Linked DNA regions of Homo sapiens: region 1 is linked to region 2. A link is a loop called in an ENCODE intact Hi-C map of the cell type or tissue named here. Cell type or tissue: GM12878. All regions are shown on one strand. Region 1 overlaps IL1RAPL1 (interleukin 1 receptor accessory protein like 1). Region 2 overlaps IL1RAPL1 (interleukin 1 receptor accessory protein like 1).

Region 1 (4,000 bases), 77 kb before region 2:
TCCCATATTCTTAACTAATACAAAATATGGGCTCTCTACATGGTATAGATCAGCTGTACTTTCAGTAAATCTGTGACTTGATTTGAAAATGGAAAAAATAGGATTCATCTCCTAAGATGTTCTGTGAATATTATATAAGGCAGTGTTTGAAGCATGCTTGGCCTAGCGTCTGGCATAGCAGAAGTTTTCAAGATATTTTTACTATTAAGACTATTATTATTGCTGCTATTATTAACCATCTCCTCCAATAGTTGGCATAAGAGAGGTTATACAATTCAGAAGACAAGAATAGAGAAAGCGAATGCTATTTGTGTCATCAGCTATTTGTTGTGTTTACATTTCTGCCCCTCATCTCTATATCCTCGTAAGCACACTCCATCTTCCAAGTATTCCTAGGTTAGGTGGCATTTAATGGTATGTGTAGACCCTGAAGATTTGATTACATTGAAAACAGCAATAGCTAACACTTCTTTAGTGCATCTCTATGTCAGTCACTCTTTTAAGTACTTTATATATATTAACATAAAAACCCAAAGAGGTAAATGCACTATTATTATCCCCATTTTATAGAAGAGAAACTTGAGATACTGAGTAGTTATGAGAAGTTACGTGACCTGTCCAGGGTCAATAAGCTGGTAAGCAGAGCAGCTGGTAGGTGAACCCAGGCAGTCTGGCTACAAAGTTCCTATGCCATGTTGCTCAGTACATTTAAAACTTCTGTACCAAAAAAATCATAAACAAAATTTTAAAAACAGATGGCAGAGTAGGAAGTTGAATTTAATAGAAAAATATCTATGCAAAATACATAAAGACTTGCAGCAAACCAAAAGAACAAACCACAAGTAATTCACAGAAGAAATACAAATAGTTAAAAATAACCAAACAACCTCACTAGCCTTTAAAGATATGCAAATTAAAACAAGATAATTTTACCCTCACAAGCAAAAATAAAACAGAAAGAAAAGAGAGCAAAACAAAAAAGGAAAGTAAAAATAGGACTTTGTTAGTATTACCTACTCAATGTCTGCTTGGTATCTCCACAGGGATATGCAATAGTTATCATAAGTTTAACACACCCAGAATTGAGCATCTGATTCCCCTTCACACCTGCTCCTTTTACAGACTTCTCTATTTCAGAAAACGTCAGCTCCATTCAACTAGTTGCTTAGGCAAAAATATTTAGAGCCCTCTTTGACTCCTGTCTTCCTCACAACTCACGTGAACCCATGAGCAAATCCTCTCAGCTCCATTTTCAAAATTTATCCAAAATTCTGCCGTGTAGTTCAGCACCTCCACTCTTGCCTCTGTCATCCTGTGGCTGGATGGCTGTGTCCCCCTGTTACATCTCCCCCTGCTTCAGCCCTTGCCCTCCTATAGTCTTCCGTTCAACAGCCAATCGGCCAGTCGTTCCTTTATGTCTCAAGACAGATCATCACTAGTCCCTGGTCAGAACACCCCCAGGGTCTTTCCATCTCACTAAAAGTAAATATAGAGTCCTTATTACCGTGGTCTTGGAGACTCTGCAGACTTAACCCCATCCCCTTCTTTCAGCCCCAACTCCTGCCTCTCTCATCACATTTTCCAGCCCTCTTCTCCCAGGTCCTTCTCTCCACTGCGATGACTGCCTTGATCTTTCTTATAGTTGGTTTCTCATCTGCTTTTTCTCTCTGCCGGGAGTGTTCTTTCTCTTAGAGCTCCATGCAGTTCACATCACTGCCTCCCCGTCTCAGGTCACCGCCTGAGTAGAGCTCCCCCTACTGACTGTTCCTGAAGATAGCATCCTGTCCTCACACCCTTCACTGTCCGCCATTCCCTGCATTATTTTGCTTCATCCTACTTAATATTTTATATATTAAATTGTTAATTTGTTTATTCTCTTCTTACCCCTTAAACTCCTTCATTGACTATAATATCTGAAAGCAGAAGTTTTTTTTTTTCTTTTTCTCTGTCTCTCACTAATGCATTCCTAGCATTAGCCCTTAGCATGTAGTATCTTTTAAATGAACAAAAGAATATTCAGCATCAGCTGGGCTCTGTGGCTCACGTCTGTAATCCCAGCACTTGGAGAGGCCAAGGTGGGACAATCACTTGAGCCCAGGAGTTTGAGACTAGCCTAGGCAACATAGGGAGACCATGTCTCTACGAAATACAAATAAAAATAATTAGCAGGTGTGGTGGCACGTGCCTTGTGGTCCCAGCTACTCGGGAGGCTGAAGTGGGAGGATCGCTTGAGCCTGGGAGGCAGAGGTAGCAGTGAGTCATGGTTGCGTCACTGCACTCCAGCCTGGGTGACAGAGCGAGACCCTGTCTCAAAAAAAAAAAAAAAAATTAGCATTGTAAGTGTTGCAAAATGTATAGGAAAGTAAATTTTCACAACTTTCTTGGAGGATTATTTGACACTACCTATAGCAATTTATTTATTTATTTTTAAGTTTCAATAGTTTGAGAGGTACAGGTTTTTTTTGGTTACAAGGATTAGTTCCATAGTGGTGAATTCTGAAATTTTAGTGCACCCATCACCTGCGCAGTGTACGCTATAATGTAGTCTTTTATCCCTCACCCGCCTCCCAACGTTCCCCCCCAGTCCCCAGAGTCCATTATATCACTCTGTGTGTCTTTGCATCCTCATAGCTTAGCTCCCACCTATAAGTGAGAACATATGGTATTTGGTTTTCCATTCCTGAGTTACATCACTTAGAATAATGGCCTCCAGCTCCATCCAAGTTGCTGCAAAAGACACTATTTCATTCCTTTTTATGGCTAAGTAGTATTCCATGGTGTATATATACCGCATTTTCTTTATTCACTCGCTGGCCCATGGGCACTTAAGTTGGTTCTATATCTTTGCAATTGCGAATTGTGCTGCTATAAACATGCACATGCATGTGTCTTTTTCATATAATGACTTTTTTTTTTCCTTTGGGTAGACACTTTTACCCCTCTCTTGTTTGGCTTCAAGCCAACAACTTCACAGAAATCAATCTTTCTTTGTCCTCGTATGTTCCCTCAATCCCTAACAAATGTTCGATGACCACTTCTTGTCCAAATTCAATGGCTTTATTGCTGTTCTATATATTTCTGACCATAAAACTCCATTTAGTACTGTCAATATCAATATTTACTTTTGGGGGCAATAAATTAGACAGTTTATTAATTGAAGCATGATATATGTATACACACACATATACATATATATATATATATATATATATATGCATACCTTTGAATGGATCTATTTATGTACAAACTACCAATGGAATTTGGACTCACAACATCGGTTATAACCAAAAGAATGTGCCATCTTGGCCTGATCTACCCCTCCTCTTTTGATATCCTTCTATGCCTATTCTTATTAAAAAGAATAAAATTGTTTTAAAAGAAAGACAATTCCACTCATTATATCACTTAATGTAATCCTTGTGTTGGCACTTTTGCCTTTCATTGATATAGTTTCAACCATAATAATATATGTAATGAAAGTTTCAAACTTTTCAGAACTGCCTATTTTTGGCGGGGAGAGGTAATGTGTACTAAAGGTAATCCATATTTTATGTAAAAAGTAAACACAAAGAAGTAAAAATCAGTTGCAATCTCATCATCTCTACACATCTCTTATTAGTTTGATGTTTATTATCTCCTTTTTTCCATTTTTTCATCTAATGGAGTCTGTTTTACAAGCTGATTTTTTATATAGTACATAATAGTTAATGTTATTAACATAATAGTTTGCTATTATGTATACTTTCATGCTATCATTTTATGGCTGAATGAAAATGCCATTTTTAACCTTGAAAAAAATCTTTTACTTGTTCTAGCAGCTTTCTTAGTTATGTTTTCTTTATTGCAAAAGTAAATATTAATAGCATCCATCCTTAATACAAATTATACTTGGTGACTCAGTCAATTTAATATATAATCCAATTTTAAATTTTGTTGTTGTTGAATTATTAGATGTTTAATGATAAATAACAAACTAAAATATTCTAAAATCAGCCAATAA
Region 2 (4,000 bases):
TACTAATCCACATTCAGTTTCCAGCAATTCATAAAAATTACGGTTTAAGGATTCTTACAAGTTTATGGATCCAGTGGCCTTTTTTTTTTTTTTATTCGAGGGAAACTAATTGCTGCTTTGACTCTGTATTTGCCTGTATCTCTGCATTTCAGTGTGGAAGTTTGCTTTGTGACCTCAATTTTCTGATGGATCCAAGAAAAGTCAATGATTTTTAGTTTCTTTGGCTTTTTCTTGTAAGCATGACTTCCTAGCTCTTTACATGTTGGAGCTCTTGGGTGGCCTTTTAAACTACTAACTAGTAGAATGGAATGCAGTAAAACCAACAAAAACGATGGAACAACAGAGCCTGGACCATTAATCGCGCCATCCAATCTAGAGTAGAAAAGACAATGTAAGTAAGGCAAGTGACCTTTTAGGTCCTAAAAGCAACTTTATCACCAGCCCCTGTAAACTTTTAGGAAAAAAAGATTCAAAATTATAATAAATAATATTCATACATATTTGAGTGAGATCAATGATCTGGCTTCTTAAATTCTTCATGGAATATCAATTTTGACATTTCTTTGGCTCATTTCCACAGTGGCTGAATCTGTTCTCAGTCAGAAAGGAAACTCGTATTTTCTTTTTTCAAACTTTGTAATTTTCCAACTTTCTAATGAAACATTGTAGGCCTTCATTAGAAAGATTACCTCAGACTAACTTACTGCTAGCCATGTCCTTCAACAGTGCACCTAAGATAATTTATTGAAGTATCTTCTCTCAGATGGCAAATGTTTCTTCATTCACTCTCTTAGCATTTTAAGTTCCACAGTAGGAGCTATGTAAGTCTCCTAAAGCCCACAATTTTTAGCCCTAAAGAGCATTAATGTCCCTCTAATATACAGTTGATCCATAATGGTGTGCCTTAAGCTTTCTTCAAAAATTGCCTCAAAAAAAAAATCAGTGATGTGAATCTGCACTTACTGTAATACTGTGGTAACTGGGAGTGGGCCATGTGTATACTCATGTACATAAACACACTACACATTCCTAGTTTAACTATTTGCTAACCCTGTCCATTGATTTTCACAGTATATTTTTTTCTCCTCTCAATAGTTTTTAAGGCTTCCTAAAATACAAATTGAAATAACCTTTTGCTGCAGATATTATGGAATCCAGGCAGGCCTGCAAGTCTGTGCAGAGTTTACTCTCTGGCAATAAGACTGAGAATCCCCTTTAACAGGCCCTGCCAGACCACCTGTTATATTTGAATAATTCACAAACAGCTTTTCCCATTAATTCATGCCAGGCCTCTAAATATAATCCAAAATAAGTCATGTTATAAGGCATTTGGATTAGAAATAAAGTCATTATAACCATATGCCTGCATTTATAAATGTACTTTTAGACAACATAGTACCATTCTAAATTTTCACCACAGGATCTGTTTGACCTACAGAGATATTTGGGTATCTCTAACTTAAGGAAAAAGGCCGTGAGGCAACCATTTTAAAATACTTACAGACAGTGAGTTTGAAGAACTTTGAACTTGTAGTCTCCTGATGCCTCACTGATACATCCATTTCAAGGCAGACAATTGCCTTCCTTAAGCCCAAAGTTAGAAAAAATGAACAGGACAGTTTTTCAGGTTTTGTCTCAATTCCTGTTCATGCACAGTGCAATTTTTGCCACACTATCCTCATCTCTTGAAGAGATGGCTAGCCATTTCTTCTGTGATGTCTCAAATGTGCTTCAAAGTTCATTGTAGCCCTTATAACACTGAAACCTACCTGTGTGCACATCTGTCTCTTTCAGTTCTTTAAATGGTATGAGAACATGTTAAGATTAGCTCTATAATGAGTCATTTCTGCATCCCTCAGATCCCTGGTATTGAACTTGACACGTAATTTGTATTTGGTGTGGTTATTCAGTGAGTAATTGACAAATTCAATGATCCATATTATGCATGTCACATTTTAGCTTCCCTTAAAGAAAAGTTTTTAGGAAAGGAAAAGAACACTGGGGAGGGGGGAAACAAAATTAACTTGGCCATGCTGAGAATTGCAGGAATGTGCACTATGCAAACAAGTTAAGTAAGCACAGTGTCTTCCTTACTTCCATCAGAGACCTTGCTTGGCTAAAAAGCAAGAGTGGAGCCCACTCTCTGTATTCATTTGCATAATTTGTTCACACTCTGCCTTAGCCACAGAAGTGGAAAGCCTTTCCTTTCCTGGTAGTCCCTAGGACATGTCATCTACCTCCCTCGTGAGTTGTAATATGGGGAGGACTGGAAGGCACAGCTTAGAGCCCCATGGTGTCCAGTCAGGGGAACATGGGGATAATGTGTCCATTCACTGACACTAGCGCTTTTCTCCAATATGGTTAACAGTCGAAATTTGATTAAAGCAAGTTAGGAAACTCCAGTAAGGCTAATTTTCTCTTGAACTATATATGGTGTCTGTTGGCAAGAAAACAAGAGTTACACATTTAAGTAGGTTAATATCAACTGAGAAACTCTTAAGAATCATAGTTTAAGATCAGGCCAGGCGTAGTGGCTCACGCCTGTAATCCCAGTACTTTGGGATGTTGAGGAGGATGGATTGCTCGAGGTCAGGAGTTGAGACCAGCCTAACCAACATAGTGAAACCCTGTCTCTACTAAAAATACAAAAATTAGCTGGGTGTGGTGTTGGGCACCTGTAATACCAATTACATGGGAGGCTGAGGCAGGAAAATCACTTGAACCCAGGAGGCGGAGGCTGCAGTGAGCTGAGATCGTGCCACTGCACTCCAGCCTGGGCAACAAAGCAAGACTCTGCCTCAAAAAAAAAAAAAAAAGAAAATCATAGTTTAAGATCAAAGTTGAATGTATATTGTGATGAGTCTACAGTGTGGGAACAACTTTTTGAAAAGTGTAATAGGTTTGAGAAAAATGGCTTAATTTAAAATATGTATTTTCTATTATATGTGCATGATTTTTATGAAGATATATTCTCAGAATTCTTTAAATTAGTGGTTCTCAATTCAGTCTATGTATCAGAATTGCTTGTGAAGCTTTCAATTAATACATATGGATACCTAAACCTAACCCTTGATTCTGATTCATTTAGTCTGGAGAAAGGTTGGACATTTTTTAGCAACTTTGTTTTTGATTTAGGATTGAATATCACTGCCCCAGGATTATGAAGAAATTCATCATCATCCTAAAAATATTATAGTACTTCAGCCCTTTATTATAGTCATTTTTCCATAAGTGGCAAATAATAAGAATCCAAAGAAACATGTTGTGTATGCGTGGGGCCATCTCGATACAGCTGATGACAATTAAGTTGTTGGCTGTCTGGTTTTAAAGATATTTGGAAAGACAATTCCTTTTATAAGAAAACCAAACAAATTCCAGCCAATGAATGGTCTTAGGCGGTCAAGAATTTTATTCTGGCTTACTGACATCCTCAAGATCTCAAGACACAGATTAGACTATGAGAAGACACAGTAAAATACTCCATCTTTATTCTTAGAGATTCTATTCTGAATCCCACTTTTTTCAGTTTTATTGAGATGTAGTGACAAAAAATTGTATGTATTTAAAGTGTACAACACGATGTTTCGATGTAAGCATACATTGTGAAGTGATTGCCATAATCAAGCCAATTAACATATTGATCATCTTACATAGTAGCCATATTTTGTGTGTGTGTGGTGAGAACACTTAAGATCTATTTTCTTAGCAAATTTCAGGTGCACAATACAGTATTATTAACTATAGTTACTAGCTGTACATTAAATTGAGATAACTTATTCATACTGCATCACTGAAACTTTGTACACTTTGATCAACATCTCCCCATTTTCCCTACTCTCAGCCACTGGTAACCTCCATTCTACTTTCTGCTCTTAGGAGTTTTAATTTTTAGATTCCAGATATAAGTGAGATTATGCAGTGTTTGTTTTTCTATGTTTGGCTTATTTTACTTAGCATAATGTCTTCCAGGTTAATCTGTGTTGTCACAAATGGCATGATA

What was found. A loop is a pair of places that touch in the nucleus more often than their neighbours do. Peaks named below come from ENCODE experiments on the same cell type or tissue, not always from the same donor. Only the 100,000 strongest peaks of a DNase experiment are listed, where the experiment ranks them.
Region 1: a loop joins it to region 2, with 3 times the contacts of the local background. A loop is called at or near these places in 1 of 110 quality-filtered maps.

The regions. Positions count from the first base shown.
Region 1 is chrX:29,477,104-29,481,103 of GRCh38, forward strand. The region is part of intron 5 of IL1RAPL1 (interleukin 1 receptor accessory protein like 1); the gene reads left to right. Among named protein-coding and RNA genes, the nearest start is that of MIR4666B, 95 kb to the right of the region's middle. RefSeq lists a silencer at 1,686-1,845. In GM12878, a CTCF peak has its summit at 1,757 (motif pointing left); DNase peaks (open chromatin) are centred at 1,180, 1,310 and 1,738; H3K4me3 peaks cover 1,445 bases; H3K27ac peaks cover 1,321 bases.
Region 2 is chrX:29,553,848-29,557,847 of GRCh38, forward strand. All of the region lies in intron 5 of IL1RAPL1 (interleukin 1 receptor accessory protein like 1), which reads left to right. Among named protein-coding and RNA genes, the nearest start is that of MIR4666B, 18 kb to the right of the region's middle. In GM12878, no CTCF peak of the experiment used is centred here; a DNase peak (open chromatin) is centred at 1,854; H3K4me3 peaks cover 2,241 bases; H3K27ac peaks cover 3,528 bases.